2 separate regions of the Homo sapiens genome follow, and region 1 is linked to region 2. A link is a loop called in an ENCODE intact Hi-C map of the cell type or tissue named here. Cell type or tissue: body of pancreas. All regions are shown on one strand. Links, peaks and the distances in the headings refer to the core of each region. The heading gives the core; the rest is flanking DNA. Region 1 overlaps EDRF1 (erythroid differentiation regulatory factor 1). Region 2 overlaps DHX32 (DEAH-box helicase 32 (putative)).

Evidence for each region. A loop is a pair of places that touch in the nucleus more often than their neighbours do. Peaks named below come from ENCODE experiments on the same cell type or tissue, not always from the same donor. Only the 100,000 strongest peaks of a DNase experiment are listed, where the experiment ranks them.
Region 1: a loop joins it to region 2, with 2.4 times the contacts of the local background. A loop is called at or near these places in 31 of 110 quality-filtered maps.

What each region holds. Positions count from the first base shown.
Region 1 is chr10:125,727,006-125,743,499 of GRCh38, forward strand. It overlaps EDRF1 (erythroid differentiation regulatory factor 1), which reads left to right. Exons shown (of 25, transcript NM_001202438.2): 7 at 1,998-2,099; 8 at 2,353-2,474; 9 at 3,283-3,394; 10 at 6,399-6,546; 11 at 6,630-6,738; 12 at 7,067-7,178; 13 at 8,639-8,899; 14 at 10,913-10,984; 15 at 11,290-11,440; 16 at 13,458-13,646; 17 at 13,996-14,196; 18 at 16,053-16,271. Among named protein-coding and RNA genes, the nearest start is that of EDRF1, 16 kb to the left of the region's middle. In body of pancreas, for the core only: no CTCF peak of the experiment used is centred there; no DNase peak of the experiment used is centred there.
Region 2 is chr10:125,838,063-125,840,562 of GRCh38, forward strand. DHX32 (DEAH-box helicase 32 (putative)) reads right to left here. Exons shown (of 11, transcript NM_018180.3): 9 at 939-1,126; 10 at 144-325. It also overlaps a transcript of BCCIP not described here. Among named protein-coding and RNA genes, the nearest start is that of BCCIP, 16 kb to the left of the region's middle. In body of pancreas, for the core only: no CTCF peak of the experiment used is centred there; a DNase peak (open chromatin) is centred at 1,329; H3K27ac peaks cover 1,431 bases.

The DNA.
Region 1 (16,494 bases), core at 6,883-9,382, 100 kb before region 2:
GCTCTTATGCCATGTGTATGTTTGTACAAGGTTTTTTTTTTCATTCTTGGAGCTGCGTATTGTACAAATAAGTAAACTAACGCTCATCAAAAGATGTTTCACATGGTCATACAGCTGGCGAAACTCTCAGGCTAGGGCTTAAACCCAGATCTTTCTGCCTGCAGAGGCCTGTTCCTCCAGCAGTACTCCACTGTGTCCGTGTACTCCACACACAGCAAGGCCCTACTAACAGTCAGATCATCGTAGTAGTGGTGTATCCCTAGGCACAGCTAGCCTGCCTTAAGAGTCTCTTACAGAGTACTTTTCTTATATTGCTTAAATTTCAGCTTTAGAGATTTGTTTATATTTGCAAGCTATCTCTGCACAAATTCTTGTTCCAAAAACTAAAACTGCTGGCTTGAGGCCTTTGTTAAGCAGTTATAGAGGTTAAATAGGTGACTGTGGGATGGTCCTAGAGCCAGACATTTATTGAGAACGTTGTAACCTAGAGCTCATACTCTGACTAAAGCAACTGCCTGGCAAACTGTTTTGAGAATCGGTTCATGAGTTGATAACTTGTCTGTGTAAACAAATAATAAAATAAAAAAGAGTTTAAAGTTCTCTTAGGACTCCTGAGGGAGAGGACAAGGCACAATAGAAGTGCTAGAGAGCCACCTGTGCTTATAGTCACACACTCTTCCCAAGCAGGTGCCAAGCCTACTGGCACACACAGATGACAAGTAAGACAGATGTTTGTGGAATAAGCAACACACGCATGCCTGTCTTGGGTTCTGTTGAGGCAATGACATTAAAAGCTTAAAGTAGTATTTCTTAATGGCAGTACTACTTTCCTAATGATTGGAAAATTGAGTGGTAGGCTGAGTTTACCCAGTGTCAAGAGGGCCCAAGTGTATTCCAAAATGCATTCCAGGCTGGGCGCAGTGGCTTATGCCTGTAATCCCAGCACTTTGGGAGGCCGAGGTGGGTGGATCACTTGAGGCCCGGAGTTAGAGACCAGCCTGGCCAACATGGCGAAACCCCATCTCTATTTAAAAAAAGAAAAAAAAATTAGCCGGGCATGGTGGCACGTGCCTGTAATCCCAGCTACTCGGGAGGCTGAGGTAGGAGAATTGCTTGAACCCAGGAGGCGGAGGTTGCAGTGAGCTGAGATCATGTCACTGCACTCTGGCCTGGGCAACTCTGTCTCAAAAAAAAAAAAAAAAGTATTCCAGAGAATATCTTAAGAACAAAAAGTGTTCTGAGATTAAATACATTTGGGAAACATTGGTTTTTACAAAGATAAAGTAGATTTTTCTATTGCAGGATTACTTATTATATATTTATTGTTTTAATATCAATAAATATTGTTACTCCACAAAAGTGAGTACCTGGTAAACGTCATCTTTCAAACCTGACTCTGGAAAATTTTCATTCAGTTTCCCAGGAACTAGTGTTCTGTGAAACACTCATCAGGAAATGCTAAACTGGAGACTGTTAAGATAATGAGTATCTCAAACTGTGGCTGAGTAAGATTTCTTAGGGTTTCTTTTTTTTAAGAGACAGACTCTCATTATGTTGTCCAGGCTGGATTCGAACTCCTGGGCTCAAGCAGTTCTCCCCTGTCGACCTCCCACATAGCTTGGACTACAAGCACATGCCATCGTGCCTGGCCAGTTTCTTAGGAATTTTTAAATTCAATATAGATAGAGTAGGCTGAAAGAGCAGTGGTAATCAGATGCACCAAAAAAGAGAAAAATGAAAAACTTAGAAAGTTTAGAATAATCTTTAATCTATCTCTCTTGAGTAAGATCTAAATGTGATTCGCTTCTTATAGTAGCTATGATCATTAGCCAAAGCAAGCCACCCAATGAGGCGTGTTATTATTTGTATTGGCCTAATAATTCACAATGGTAGATTTGAAGTGTGTGCTTTGAATATTTAGGTGATACTCTCAAAAGTGGGTCAATTTTAAGAAATGTTGACAGCAGAATCACTCCTTATCCTTGCACTTTTCACAGGGAAGTGAGCCTCTTGAACCCTCATACATAGTGGGGCATGTGGCCTCAGCCCCCAAAGAACAAAACCTGATTACTTTATTCAATGACGGGGAGCACAGTCAGGTATGCTTTCCATGGTGTCCAAGGTGACAGCAAATCCCCAGTCTACTTTGTCATTTCAAAACTAGCCTAAGTCGAAATTGATAGGGAAAAACTCCACTTGATCCTGAAACTGCTTTCTAAGCATCTTTGTGATCTTAGCTCTGGGGCCTGACTTTGTCTTCTTTGTCTCTTCCTTTTTCTAGTCTTTTTATGGATCATGGGGGGAAATTACAGATTGACTGTTTATTATAATCCTCCCTATTTTAAATCACAGGGTCTTAAAAATGATTTTGTTCGGAATATTCTATGGACATTTGAAGATATCCATATGTTGGTCGGCTCCAACATGCCCATATTTGGAGGAGGCAGATACCCAGCAGTCAGCTTACGTCTCAGGTGAACTAACATCATACCCCTCCTCAAGCTTATGGTATTTAAATTCTTCCTTTAGAATCAGTGTTCCATCAGACTGAGGTTGCAGTGAGCCAAGATCATGCTACCGCACTCCAGCCTAGGCGAAAGAGCAAGACTCGTCTCAAAAAAGAATCAGTGTTCCATCTATTTGGGCATCTTCCTCTTTCTCTAGGTTTTTTCCCCTCCCTCCTTCCCCTGCCAGTTGAAATGGCCACATTAAGGAAGGAGCTACTGTCAGCAGATGCTGAAAGGCAGGCCTATAGCTGAGTCTTCATTCTAGACCTCATTGAATAGAGCCAGAGGTTTGTTGGACTGGCCTAGTCTTAGGTCTGAATCTACAACTTGTGAGAATATTCAAGAGAGTTTATTTAATTAGTTAGATTCCTACTAACTACTTGTGAGCATTTTTCTTAATGCTCCACGTGTATTTGTTGATATTAGCCAATGTGAATTCCAACTTAAGCATGGTCTTGTATGGTGTTCAGTCTTTCTTCAAGTTGTGTGTGAGGAGCAGGCAGTAGGCTCACCGTCCTTTCCTATTATATTGTCTTCTATTCTTACTGAAAACTTACCAATGTCAGTTAGAAATACAAGCAAGCTTTTGGAAAGATGTTAAATATAGCACAACCACTGAGCTGCATGTGCATATCTTATCAGAAAAGAAAGCATAGATGGCATTTTCTATCTAGAGAGGACAGCTTAAGATACTTAAATGGTGAAATAACTTTCAGATGATTAATTAAGGAACATCTTAATTAAACCAAATAACACTAGAAATGTATATTTTTAGGGATAACAACAAACCAATTAATGTGCTAACTGGAATTGACTATTGGTTGGACAACTTGATATGCAATGTGCCAGAGCTTGTGATGTGTTTTCATGTAAATGGAATTGTACAGGTAAGATACAGTGTGATTTTTCTGATCTCTCAAATGCAAATTGGTACAGAGAGTTCCTCACCAAAGTCTTTACGGCCCTGAAGTACTAAGGTGCATTTTTGCCAGGGAAGATAGCTGTGAATAAACTGAATTTGAGTGTACATTTAAGTTGGTGATAACAGAATTGTAGATGTTATAGAAGTATAATTTTACAGGTAATTTGGAGGAAGTTCATAAATATATGAAAACCTGCATTTGTAGCCATAGAACTCTAATTTTAATGCCAAGCTCTCATTAATAATTAACTGAAAGTGTCTACACAATGGAGGCGTTTCTTCGTTATGCAAATATCTACTCAGTACATGCAAAGTTTTAGGGAAAGGTCTTGTAAAAATTGCATATGGTGGATAGCTTATATAGCAAATTCTTATTGAGCATATTCTGTTTAGAAGACACGTATCCCCATTATAAGTGTTGGGGGAAGCTAGGCGTGTTGGCTTATTCCTGTAATCCCAAGCTACTCAGGAGACTGAGGCAGCAGGATCACTTGAAGCCGAGAGTTCAAGACCAACCTGGGCAACGTAGTGAGACCCTAATTGTAGAAAAACAACGCACACACTTAGTTGGGCATGGTGGTACATGTCTGTAGTCCCAGCTACTTGGGGGCTTGAAGCAGGAGGATCACTTGAGCCCAGGAGTTTGAGGCTGCAGTGAGCTATGATCGTGCCACTGCACTCCAGTATGAGTGACAGAGCAAGACCCTGTCTCAAAAAAATAAAAAAATTGAGAATTTAAACAATAAATAATTGTTGAAGGAAAACAAAGAATAAGCTTGGTTGTTATTCAGAAAGAGATAATCTAATGGGAAATAATATGCAGAGAGAACAGTAGGAGACAGATAAGAATTAGAAGTGTAGCACACAGAAATCTAGATCATCAGAGAAGGGGGTGAGCACTTCCATTCAGGTCTGGAGGAAAGACTTTGTGGAAGAAGGGACATCTTAACTGAGTCCTGAATGATAGCTAGTATCTCAAAAAATAAGAGCTGGATTTTAAAAGTCTAGTGTAAATACATGAAAGGATTGATAATAAATCCAGCTAGGGAACACAGGATTTATGTAGCAGAATAGCTGCAAGTAAGGTTGGAAAAGTCATGGTCAAATGATGGAGATCTTAAATGTTGAGCTAAGGAGTATGGACTTGGTTCAGTTGGTAATCTGGAATCAGAAGGCTTTGCATCTAGGAGGGGAAATTTGTTGTGTTAGAATATTAATTTAGAGATAGCATATAGGACAGAAAAGGAGGACTTAGAGACAAGAAAACCAGAGGCATTGTACCATTTTGCAGATAGTGTAATGTACTTTCCACTAGAGAGGAACTATTAAGAATCAACAATGGTAAGAATAGATAGCATTTATTGAGTGCTTATTTTATCCAAGCACTTTGCTGAATGCTTTAAATGCTTTACCTTATTTGATCTTCTTAGCTACCTCACATGCTGTTATTCCTATTTGATGGAAAGAGAGACTGAGGATCAAGGAGCTCAAGTGAGTTGCCCAGGGTCAACTTAGTAGTGAGTGGCGGTGCCAGTCTTTGTGCCTCTCTCTGGCTGAGGACATGCTTTGAACCGTTATATTCCAACCCAGTGATTCTTAACCTGGTTGTGCATCAGAATCACTTGTGGTCTCTGAAAAAATGCACTTGCTTGGGCCCCCAGTGTTCTAGTATCAGTAGGATGTGTACTTCTGTCTTTTCTGAAAGTCTGCTGTATGATTCTGGTTTGCAGTCTTGATTGAAAACCACTGTTAGACCATCTCCCTAAATGGCAACATTTAGTGAGAGGCTGGGGTGGGAGTGGGGAGCAAGAGAAAAGAGAGAGGCAGATAAAGCGTTAGCAAGGCGGAGGGGAACAGGAGTCAAAGGAGATTCCAGGGTTTAGGGACTAGAATAATGGTGGTGCCATTTAGTGAGATAAGGATGTTGAATTGGTTTAGACAGGGAAGGTAATATGTTTTTGTCACATGTTCAGTTTGAGGAAAGTATAAAAATGTCTAGTGAGCATTTTGAAGTTGCAGCCATTAGAGAAATAAATTGAAGCATCATCTGCCTAGATACTGTCAGATTTCATCACCAGAGGAATCTATTAAAATCAGACATTGGAGCCTCTCCTCATAGGGGTAAAAATAGAAGGGCATTTAGAGAGAGAGAAGGAGAACAAGAATAGCACAGATTAAAATACAGGAAAGGAGCATTTTAAGGAAGGAAATAATCAACATTGGGGACTTCACATGAACAAAGTGGGGTGAAAATCAACCTCAGACGATTGTGTTTGGTCTTACATTCCAGTTGATTTGAAGTTTCCAGTTTTAGAGTACTTCAGAAAATGTGGTAGGAGATGGTTAGGAGAGTGTGCACAGAAGATAAACAAGAAAAATGCAAAGGCACTTTTAAAATAGTGGTAGTAATGTCCATGAAGCCTTTACTCTTATTGCCACCTCCATTCCCCCCTGCTCCATCCCTGTGAAGTAATAAAGTCCATAGATGAAGGGAAGAGAGGTGTCTACTGGAAAATTTCCTAAATGATTCTCTCTCCTTGAGTCACTGACTGTAGTTTCTAGCAAAAAAAAAGGCCAGAAATACATGTGTTTTAAAATCTTGCTGGGTAAAGCCTACCTTCATTTACCATCTTCCCAGTTGAAAACCATTCAAGTGGAATAAAAGTAGTCAGTATGATTTGTTCCATGTTAGAACAGAAATAAGATCATGCCTGAATCTGAGGTTCTAAATCTGGTAGTGATTCTCCATTGAAATTACTCCAATAGTGAACTGCCCTTGCTGATGGGGTGGATGAGATTCCTTTGGGAGGCTGGGGCAGAAAAAAGATTAAAAACCACTGGTTTAAACACTTTCATGCTACATAGGTCTCTGTTTGCAGGACTTCTGCATTTGGTTGCTTTTTAAAAAGAAAGGTGTTGTTTCCTTGGGTTTTCTCTTAAACTGCTTTCCATCTGTCTGTATTTTACAGAAATATGAAATGATAAAGACAGAAGAAATTCCCAATTTGGAAAATTCTAATTTTTCTACTAAAGTCATAAAAGACATTGCACAGAATATTTTATCATTTTTGAAATCTAATTGTACCAAAGAAGGACATACCTATTGGCTCTTTAAAGGTAAGCTATTAATACTTCTTGAGTGAACAATAATTGATTTGGGTAACTGCTGTGAAATGAGTCTTCTTTGTTTTTCTTTTCAGCAAGTGGCAGCGATATAGTGAAGCTCTATGACCTCACTACTCTTTGTGAAGAAACTGAAGACAAATACCAAAATCCATTCACAATGCCGGTAGCCATTCTCTTGTACAAGTGAGTGCTTTAAGAATTTAAGATGAAGAAGTAGCCTATTATATAAAGTTTTAAAGCATACAGTCACAGTTTCCAAACCAAGGCTTTTAAATGCTTTTAGGTTTTCATAGTAGGGGGAAAAATACACGTACACATTGTACCAAATATTACTCAGCTTTCTTATGCCACCATAGTATAAACGTTTTGGGGGTTGTGGGTAAAGTGTAAAGTTTAGTATTTTGTTGTTTCTTATAGCTCTTTGTTGGAAAGAAACAAGAGCACTCCTAGACTTGAGTCTTGCAGACAACGATGAAATGGGCAGTAAAGTTGATATAAACTCTTTTTTTAGGGTTGCTTGCAACATGATGATGAAGAAGAATCAAAATAAGAAACACTATGGAACTATTAGAACATTGCTTCTTAATTGTCTGAAATTACTGGACAAAAGTAGGCATCCTCAAGTAAGATTAACATTTATGTATTCTCTAAAACAATCCTAGCATTCTAATAGGAGATTGTTACCTAGACAGTAAAGCCTCCTGATTCATATTCCGTAACTGCCCTATTCAGTGTGGTAGCCATTAGCACATGTGGCTGTTGATCACTTAAAATGTGCTTTGTCTGAATTGACATGTGCTGTAAGTGTAAAATACACACTGAATTTTGAAGATTGGATGTCTGTACCTATTACATGTTGAAATGCAATATTACATATATTGGATTAAATATATTTAAGTTGATTTCACAGATTCTACTTTTTAAATGTAGCTACTAGAAAATTTAAAATTTCTGTATGTGACTCATGTTACATTTCTCTCAGACAGCACTGCTCAATGAATTTAGAATTCATGTAATTCTAACAGTAGTGCCCTTAGTTCTTTGTTTTGTCGCTATTAGACCTTGTTACCACTTTGTTAATATAAATAGGGTTCACATTCCACACTTCAGGATATTAAAGCATCTCTTAAATAAAGGCCAGTAAAATTTCTTTTAAAGAGAAGGGGAAAAAGCATCTCTTAAAATATTCCCTCAGTCATGCTCCCAACAGTTTTACACCATCCTTACCCTCGGTTGTCTGATTGACAACTTTATTTTTCACTGTTAAGGCTATTTGTTGTATCCTGTTCAAATCAGTAAAGGTATGTAAGATACGCAATTTTTCTTTGAAGAGCCAAAGTAATTTTAATTGTAGCCACATTTGATTTAGAGATAAAGATTATCCTAGAGACCAAACTCAGAAATGTTTTTGAAGAAAAATAGTAAAACATTTTGTTTCTGACTGAAATACCTAATTGCTGACTGAGGTGGCAGTGTTTAGTGGAACTTGAGTGGTTTATTTGGATGTTAGAAATGGTGTTAAAGACTATTGTCTGTGATTAAGAACTGATAAATAGTAGAATGGGTTAAATGGTCATATATAAATGCTAATTTTAAGAGATATCAGAATGGACTTTTCCCTTTTTAATGTAATGGTTTTTTTTTTCTAGAACCATAGATTATATGATAAATATTAGTTACCTATTATAGAGAAACTTGAATTAATTTATAGTTTGTAAAGAAAAATTCTGGTTTCTCACTTGGCATAGGGTGGTATTAAATTTTTGTTAATATTTTAGTTATGACACTCTGTACTCAAAAGCTTTTGTTTGTCTCCAGTGAAATTCAGTTGACACCTTTTAAGAGGGAGGGCTCAGGGTGGAGTAATTTCGGGAAATAGGAAATGCATCAGCCTATAAAGATTTTGCAGAGCATACCCAGAGTATCAGTAGCTTTGAACTGGGAACATTTCTGTGTGTGTTACAGTCTATATGGTGGAAACAGCCTGTGTGCAGACCTCCTCCTAAAATTCGTTAGTATGGTAGTAAAATTCATGTATTTTTTGATGACAGTAATTTACACATATTTCTCTCTTTTTCATAAGATTATTGCTTCCGCCAATTACATGCTTTCAGAACTTTTTCAATTGGATGAACCTAAAAAGGAAGAAAATTCAGAATCTCCTTTAAATGAGAATTCTGATGAAAGTTATAGTGAAGAGGAGGAAGAGATGCCCGACAGTGATGAAAATGGATCCTATAGCACCAGCTCTGATCCATCAGATGATAGCAAAGCAGTAGCTATAATCAAGTCTGTTGGAGAACTATCAGTACCAGAAAAATACAAATCTATTCATCAAATCAGAGTAAGCCTTTAGAATTTATATTAAATTTTTATCAAGGAAACATAATTGTTAATCGAATATAGTTAGCCTTTCAAAAGATACCATTACTTCAATAAACCTTTCATGGTCTAGCATCTAGTAATCATTAGTTTTCTGAATTCTTAAAGTTGGTTTTATAATTGTTCGAGGGTAACTGACCCACATTATGCAAGCCTATAGTGGACAGGTGTGTAAACCAGGTGTCTGTCTATTCTTATGTGAAGGATTTTCCTTTCCAGTGACCAGTGTGTAGTCATAGTCATGTCTCATTACTAGGGCACTTCTATCCGGTGTTGGGGTTGCTGGGAAATGACATATATAGATTGCTTGGTGAACATAGAGTAGAGAAGGGGGTGGCTCTTGGAACTGTATATGGTGAGCTCTGGTACATTATCCCTGTGCTATATAGGACAGTACTTTTTTCGTGACTCTTGTGGTCATGTCTGTTGTATTGGACATGTCTCTGCCCTGGAGAGGGCCAGACAGATTTCTCCCTGTGTGGATTGCACTGACTCTACCATCAGTGTATCTCCAGGCAGTATATACCTTTCAACATACCGTCTCCCTATGATTAGATCCAGGCCAGCCTTAAGAGTTCTGGCTGTTCCCTGAACTGAAATACAGTCGTATTTACAGATAATCTCTTAATTTAAGCACTGAGTGTAACTTTCAGATGGAAACTCTAAGCAAGTTTTTGAGGGGCTATGTCTGTCACCTTAAAACATTGACCATCTTTCTGACCTTCACTTGCTCCATTGGTTTGCCGTGGCCATGCTGGGTTTTTTTTCTCTCAAAAGCATCAAGATTATGCTCATTGGAGGGTCTTTGTATTTGCTGTTGCTTCTGCTTGGAATGTACCTACCCTAGGTCTGTTCATGGCTGCCTTTTTTAAGGCTTAAGTCTTGACTGAAATGTTGCCTCTTCAGGGAGATGTTCCCTGACCACTCTGGCCAAAGCATGCTCTACTTTTTTGTCCTTCAAGGAGCCTATCTGTTCCTGAAGTTCTTAATGTTTGTCTTGCTTCACTAGAACGTAAGCTCCCTGCAGGTACAGACCCTCTATCTCCCATGTCTAGAACACATTATGGGTGCTCAGTAAATATTTGACTAAATGACTGCAGGAAAAAGTCATTAACTGTCCATCTAAATTTTAGTTCACTTTCAGCTTGAACTTCCACAGTGGAGTGAAAAAATGTTCTGGTTATAATCATTGATTGCAAAAGTTACATGTATCTGGAAAACTGCATTGTAACACTAGGCCATGGACTTACGGGGCAATTAGGTAATAATTAAAGATGTAATGAGTTAGTGTCACTATTTTTCACAGATAGCACTTTCTGTTCCGTATCTGAAGCACTCAAAAAATGCAGTCTTAGTATTCATATAAACATGTCTTTAGTTAGCCTTTCCTTATCCTCATTGAATGACTTTGTGGTATGGACAGTCAGCATGAGCTCCAGGGTCCCAGCTCCCCACTCACTCACCGTGTCCTCAGACAAATTGCTAAACTGTCTGTGCATGCTTCTCTTCTGTGCAATGAGAACAGTAATTCCAACCCCACGGGATTCAGCGAAATGAAATGCTTCACAGAAGCCCCTACACATAATATCCTTCATAGTTGGAGGTTGCTAGCTGCTTTTGCTCCTTAATTAAGCAAATAAATTAAACAACGAGAATATTGGTGATACTTGTTATTTCTAAATTGACGCTAATTGTTAATTGTGTTTTGTCCAGTATCGGTGCTAATTATGAGTGGAGCTGACCTATTAGATGATGTCTATATTTGTCTAAAACATTACTACTCTAGTTCTTGCTTTTTTGTCATAATAGAATTGTATTTAAAATTGTAAGTACTTAAAGCAACATATATGTTGTAGGATCTTTTTAAGCAAGATTTTTGTTGATAATGCTTACAGTAATTTAATCTTCAACAAAAACAATATGTTGACCTTAATACATTGGTAGTGTATTAATAATTTTATGTTTGTTCCTCAAGCCCAGTTGTGCATTTCCAGTTTGCCATGACACAGAAGAGCGCTGTAGACTTGTGCTTAGCTATGTTCTAGAGGTAAGTTTAAGTTTAGTCTTCACTTTTTTCGTAAAGTTTGTACTTGATTATGCAAATTACACTTGTTTGTTGGTATCTAAATGTTATTCTGAATTGTGTTCTGCTGCGATTTTTTTTTCCTTAAGCATAAAGTGAAAATCAGATTTGTTTTTCCCAAATCTTTCAGATCAAACATAGTTTTTGAAAGTCTGTTTGTGAGATGGAAATTTTCCTAAACGTATTCAGTAGTCCAGATACTGTCTTATATTTAGTTTTCAGTTGACCTGAAGTTAGATAGATAGTGAATGCTTTTCCTTTTTTTGCAGGGTTTAAAATCTGTCGATAGCAGCATCAAAAAAGAAAGCGACCTTCCAGCAGCTGACCCCAGCACTCCAATCCCGTTAAAATATGAAGATGAATCCTCAAGAGGGGGTCCCGAGGGGCTAGAGAAGCAGATGGCCTTGTTTTTGGACAAAAGTAAGTTGAATTGATGTGCAAATAAGGCCTTCAATAGAATAATACACTGGTTCTTTATCAACAGCAGACTTATGTCAATTAAGGCATTAATTGAAAGGCATTGAGAAAAAGATATCCTGTGAACTGGAATTAGGGGTAGTATTCTTTCATTTGAAATATAAAAAGGATAATTTTGATGTTTCATGGACATTTCTAATAAGAGCATAAGGAGCCTGCATCTTCCTGTTACCCACAGTGGGGAACTAATGCTTCAGCCTGGTGGAGTTCTCGCTGGATCGTGTAGGAGCCACAGACTTAGCCAGACTGCCTAACTTCATATCTTGGCTTTGCGAGGGCAAGTTGCTCCACTTCTTTGAGTCACTTTTTATCTCTTTCAAAATGGAGACGATAATAATGGTTTCTTTAAAGGGTTGTTAAATGATTAAATGATTAATATATGTAAAGTGCTCAGAACAGTGTACATAATAAGCACTATAGAAGTGTAGGCTGTTGTTACTGCACAGTACTTGAATAAGCTACAAATGTCACTTTTAAATTATCTAGTTCTTCAGGAATATAACATCATGAAGAATATATGGACTTCGAAGCAGAAGTTGTGAATTTCTTATTTTAACCTAAGTTGTATTTCTTTTTCCAACCTTATTTCTTTCCCCCTTTTAAATCAGTTTCAATTGTTTAAAAAAAAAAAAAGTGTAGAAAGCCTGTATGTTTGAAGTACATCTGAATCATAGTGGAAGCGCTTTCTGGACCCTTCTTCTTTTCCTGAACAAACATGGTGGAGGTAGGAGAGGAATAGATTTATTTCCCCAGCATTTATATAGTGCTGCTGGTATGCCAGGCTTCGGCCTACAGGCAGTAAGGAGATCACACCAGGACTTTTGCCATTCTTTTTTTCTGAAATGCCTTTTCTGTCTCCTTCTCCATCTCCCCTGTTGAAAATCCTGCTCAAGCTCAGAATCTCCATGTTTCCCTCTGTTCTCCATCAGAATTACTTGATTCTCTTACCACTTTGTCCTGTGAGCCTGCCTTATGTCAGAGTTCCAGCATTAAATGGTTTTACACACACATGCACACACACGGTTGTGAACAAGAACTTCATCTTAATTTTAGTTTCTCACAATGCCTCTTACTCACAGATGATGCTTATATCAGCAGAGGAAAAAAATCCATACACACATTAAACCATAATGAAGACTAAGTACCTTTCATTGCCTTGAAAGACTTGTGTTCTAGCTGATTAAAAAATGAGAAACCTTCAGGCTGGGGGAAGGGGTGGGTGTTTTTGTTATTTGCAGAGCAAAATTTTCCACAGTATTTTGTTCTTTGTCTGTTAATTACACTTAACATATTTTGTTGTGGTTTATGTTATCAAGGATAGAGGCCATATAACTTCATGTCACAGTTTCCAGTGCCTGGCACAGTACTTGGCAGAAAAATGATCATTTGTTGAGTAAAGAAGGTAGCGATGGGCTGGACTTTAAATAAAGAGTATTCCTTGTAGAGGAAACAGTAAACTAAGATGGGAGATAGGAAAAACAGGCATGTTTATAGGTGACAAGCAGTAACTTAACATTGGCTGATGGGTAGTAGGATGGACAAGTAGGAAGTGAGACTGAGAAACATGCAACTAGCTAAGTGGGGAGAAGCCGTTTTCATGTTTGAGGACAGGCTTTCACGCTGATCTAAGCTGTGCTTTAGGAAGGTAAACTTTGACAGGTTGACACATAGACTGGAAAAAGGAGACAGGTGTCACTCATGAGGTTAGCTATGTCAGTGACACTGGAAGAGAATGACAGAGTTGCCGATGTCAGGGAAGCAGAAGGCCTTAGAACTCCCAAGTGAGAGTCTTTTAACACGGCCATTTCACTCCAGTGTATTTAAGCAGTAAAGCATAGTATTTACCAGTCTTGTCACCTAAGTCTAGAGTGTTTCCATCAAGAAACAGAAAATATTTTTTGTGCATGAGACTTACAGTCAAATGAAATGTGCTGTCTTTTTTTTTCTCTCCATGTCACAGTGGGCTCCCTTCAGAAGGGCAATTATTCCAGTCAATCTGGAATGATCCCTGGCTCTTGGCAACATAAAATGAAACTTCAGCTGATTCTCAAGTCATCAAAGGCCTATTATGTTTTGTCCGATGCTGCCATGAGTCTTCAGAAATACGGAAGAGCATTACGATACATTAAATTAGCTTTGCAAAGCCATGGTAAGCCACTATAAATGAATATGTTTAATAGGCACTGGGAAGAGAGAACAGAGAAGGCATCTGAATCACAGTGGAAGTTTACTCCTATTTTTCTAGTAAATCTTTATTTTAAAATGACTGTTTCCAATCCTGTGTGTGTTACCTTCTATTTTAGTTTCTGCTCAGTGGTTTAACATCTCTTTGCTTTGAACTACATGAAGCCGTAATATGTATTGTTGGACCTAAAATAAACAGAATAGATACAGTGCTACAAAGCGTTCAGCTGGTAACACAGTTTCTTCATATTTCCTATGATCATTAATTTTTTTCTGCATTTGTGTTTTTTCTTCTTCCCTCCCTTTCTAAACAGATACTTATTGCTGCCTCTGCACCAATATGCTTTCCGAAGTGCTGTTGTTTCTCTCTCAATATTTGACACTTTGTGGTGATATCCAACTAATGCTGGCCCAGAATGCAAATAATAGAGCAGCACACCTTGAAGAGTTTCATTACCAAACAAAAGAAGACCAGGAGATCCTGCATAGCCTTCACAGAGAGTCCAGTTGCCAAGGTGTGCCACAGGCTTGGACCACGTGGTTCACAGTGGGACTGTGCAGTCTAGCTCATGCTTATTTGAGTATTCAGAAAAGGGGTAGAAATATTAGAGTTTTGATATTTGCTCTGTATTTATTTATTTATTTTTTGAGACGGAGTTTCGCTCTTGTTGCCCAAGCTGGAGTGCAATGGTGCAATCTTGGCTCACTGAAACCTCCGCCTCCCGGGTTCAAGCAATTCTCCTGCCTCAGCCTCCCAAGTAGCTGGAATTACAGGCATGCGCCACCATGCCCGGCTAGCCCACCTTGGCCTCCCAAGGTGCTGGGATTACAGGTGTGAGCCACCACGCCTGGCCTGCTGTTTTATTCATTTCCTAATTTTAAGATTAAGCATGATCTTGTGTATTTGTATAAAATGGTTTTTAAGTATTTTATAATTACTGTTTATATAACTAGAACTAAATATAAAGTAAGATATGAAGACAGTTGTGTCAACTTTTTATTTTATTTTATTTATTTATTTTTTTGAGACACAGTCTCGCTCTGCCACACAGGCTGGAGTGCAGTGGGGCAGTCTTGGCTCACTGCAACCTCCACCTCCTGGGTTCAAGTGATCCTCCCATCTCAGTCTCCCAAGTAGCTGGGACTAGTACATGCGCCACCACACCTAGCTAATTTTTGTATTTTTGTTAGAGACAGGGTTTCACCACGTTGCCCCAGACTGGTCTCAAACTCCTCAACTCAAGCGATCCTCCCACCTTGGCCTCCCAAAGTGCTGGGATTACAGGCACGAGCCACTGCACCCAGCCTTGTGTCAGCTTTTTACACTCTTCTTTTCATGAGGTTCTTCTAGGTAACACTTGTAGTCAGCTAACAAAGCCATAGGTTTCCTTTTGAAAGGTATAACAGTTGGTGAAGGAGGTTAATTAACCTTCTGAATGATTCCTTGGGGCTGAAATAAAGTGATCATTGTTTTTAAAGTTAGTTCATAGCCACCTGTCTTGCTTAATATGTCACTCTGTTTGGAATTGTCAGGCTTTAAAACTGGGAAGTAGAATAATCTGATCCGCAGCAGCGATATCCCTCCCTCTTACCTCAGCACAGTGTGTAACCACGCTGCCATTAACACAGTGAATGAAGTAAAAGATGAGTCTTCTGAAGGTGCTTCTGTAATGTCTCATGGGGTTGTTTTATTATGCTCTTAAATTGTTATACTGAATATTACTTGATGTTTGCCTCCCAGAGTTTTAGACAATTCATAGCTAGAGGAGTATACTGGGGGAGAGGGAAAAATGTGTTATTTTGTAATAGTTTTGCCCTTTCTTCCCCTCTCTCCGTCTTTCTCAAATAATCATGTTTTAATGTAGTAGGAAAGTCCTTGGTGTATTTTTACTACTCCCATCATAGCAATTTCAGTTAAATATTCTTTTTACTCTAGTCCCCACTAGATGGCATTTTTAATCTTCGAGGGCTTCTGTAGCAGCCTCTTCAGTGACTTAAAGTTAATATTGGGACATTATTTCAAGAACTATTTCCATTAGTTAAAAATAGCAACTTTACTTTGTATTAGTGGACAACTTTAGGTCCATTCTAATAAACAAGTGTACCTGGGAAAACCTGGGTCACAGAAATTGTTTGATATTCATAGGCAGGAAAATATTTTTATCCAACATTAATATCCCAAGAAATATAATTTTATAAATAAATAGATCTTTATTATGAAACTTAAATATTGTTGTATTGATTGAATCTTGGTATACTTACACTATATTGCATTTTTTATTACTTAGAATTTAGAATCTCAGGTTCATTTGGATACTGAGGAAGAAGGAATCACATGATTCGCATTGATGTATCCCTTTTTTCTTTTCAGGATTTGCATGGGCAACTGATTTGTCTACAGACTTAGAAAGTCAACTCTCTGTTAGTTGTAAATGTTATGAGGCTGCTAATGAAATCTTGCAGTTTAGTGACTTGAAAAGCCAAAATCCAGAACACTATGTACAAGTATTAAAGAGAATGGGTAACATTAGAAATGAAATTGGTGTGTTTTACATGAATCAGGCTGCTGCATTACAGAGTGAGAGACTAGGTGAGTATCTCTTTAGATTCCTCTCTATTGCTTGTTCTCTCAGAAAATTATGCTAATTTTGTATGAGTCAAGCAAAGAACTGTGGCACTTGATTTTATATCATAAAGAGGTGCTCTATTAGAGAACCTCTTATTATTCTTAAGAAATAGAATTAGGAACACATGATTTTCCCTTGGAATGAATTATTTCAATGTTCTTCATTCTTACTTTTGTACTCACTCCA
Region 2 (2,500 bases), core at 1-2,500:
TGCCCTTAGTAGGTACTGTCAACGTAAATTAAGATTGCATCAGTATAAACTTTAGAACTAAGAATAAAAGCCAAATTTGTCATTTACTCCTACAGGTATGAATTAAAAAAAAAATACAACCCTTTCTTCTCCATTAAACTTACAGTTCAGGAGAGATTTCTGAGGTAATCCTGATGTAGTTGTTCTCAGAAATGCTGAATTTATGGAAGAGGACCCACTCTGGCATCTTCTTGGTGATTGAGTAACCAGACAGGGGATGCAGCTGAGCAACCTGCTTATGTGTCAGCATTAAGTAGTTACCTGATCCATCAACATCCCGAGCAATCTGAAAGGCAGAATTTTAAAGAAAAAAGATTTTGTATTAATATGGAGATCATTATACAAAGATGTTTGTTGAAAAAAATACCAAAGTATTTTATACGGGATAGTTAAAACTAACGTTTGCCACTCATGTTTCCTACTTTCACATGTAGAAAATAAGCCATAAGCATGTTTTGCCTAAAACTTTGAGACAGTGATGTTAACTAACTTCAGCAACAGCAGGGCACTGCTAAAACAGTGCAGCTGTGAGGTTAATGTTTTGGCCATGAGATGAAACTTAGCACGCTACCCACCATACTATGGGCGACATACACTCCAATGCCAAGTGCTTTACACTTGGTGTGTAGCACGCAATGACCCTGTGATGTAGGAACCTTACTTTACAGATGAGGAAATCCATAATGATATGTCATTTTTCTCCATTAAGACTACATATTCTGCCTTGGCCCTTTATTCCCTTGAGGGGAAGGATACTTAAGTACCAAATCTTTAATAATAACATGGATTTTTAGTTTTACTTAATGTCAAAATCATCATCCTAAGCCATTGTTGGCAGCATATCCTGAGTATGTGCAATTCAGCAGAGCCTATGCTGAGGTGACCCCACCCCTTCTCACCTGCATAAAGTAACCGGACAGAAGAGCTTTCTTTATGTTTAGAGTGTTTTCCTTGGAGCCAAAAGCAGGTTCTGCATAGGGAAGCTCGATTCGCTTGATAATTTCTAAGAGTTCAGCTCGAATAACATCTGCCATTCTGAGTGCTGAACAGTTGAGGAAGTAATCACGACACCACTTTTCCACACAGTCTAGGAGGGAAAGAACACAAGGCTATTTAGAAATGATTTGTCAGAAGCTCTGAAGAGCCCAGGCCAGGCAGTTGCCATCTTTAAGCCCTGTGCTCTCCTCTCCTACAAAGGAGGCCACGTAGGTGAGTGGCAGGAAGGCAGCAAGGACAAGGATTTCTGGTGGCTGCAAGGTCAGCTGTCAGGGCACTACCAGGAAGGGAGACGGTGCCACCGACAGCACCCATGCCACCTGCTGGGGTTCTGTGATCCCAGCCAACTGTGGAAACTGTTCCTAGTGGTGACTGAAGATGTATTTCACTAACCCGTGGCTCATAAAGGCCAGAGAGGATTTTGTAAGATCTATGTTGTGTCTCTATGCATACAGCATGTATGTATGTGGTCCCATTTAATCAAACTAGGCAGGAAAAAGCCCACAGTATAAATTCCTCTGATCTATGAAAATATCTCATATTTTATTTAATGATAAGAACAGGATTACTACCAGGTTGATTTGGGAATTAATTATGTTATAGTTAAGCTCATCTATCTACCCTAGCTGTAACTTTTATCTTAAAATTCAGGCATGTGGGTGAGTTTGAAGTTAGTCTTTCTGGCCACCTGTAATTACTTAAGATGGACCTGGGAATGTACATGGCCATGGCACCATGGACAGAAGACCCTCATTTACCCTGTCCTGTCCACTCATGCTGCTCGGAGCAACCACAGCATGTACTTAGTGTCACCCATTCAGCATGCCCTCAAAAGGTGCCACCAGATTCCTGTGTACCTGCTGGCTCCACTGACAACTTTTTCTTCTCAGCTTTGAAACACTAACTCCCTGTTCTTTATACAATTCTGTCTTTCAAATTGCTGTCATATTTTTCACACTACTTCACATATTTTCACACCATCTTTCAGAACAAAGGAGGTAAAAGATGCTTCATGGAAAATGTCAGGGAGGGACCTTACTGGCTGCCCTTTATGGGTGGCTCTAGCCTCTGCTATGCTGCTTTGCCCTGTTTGCCCCCTCCTCTTGTTTCTGTCTGCATAGCAGCTTCCAGTTGACTTCTGAGTACCTTCCTGTGACAGGTAAGCTACCCACTGCCCTTCAGGCATACAAAGGACTTTGTGGCTTTGCTTTGACATGCGCCATTCTCTTCTCTGGACACCCTCTGCTCTCCTCTATCAAGCTCCGTCAGCAACTCTGCAGCCTCCCCTCAGCACCCCAGCCTACCTATTCTGCACTAGTATCTGGAGCTCTGCAGCCTCTCTGCATGCACGTGGTGAATGTGCCAGGATACGGAAGGTGCACAGCACAACTCTGACAGTGGGCACGTAGAGGTGGCTGTTCTTGTCTTCCTCCAAAGACCCATGTACGAGTCTGTGTCCCCCGTC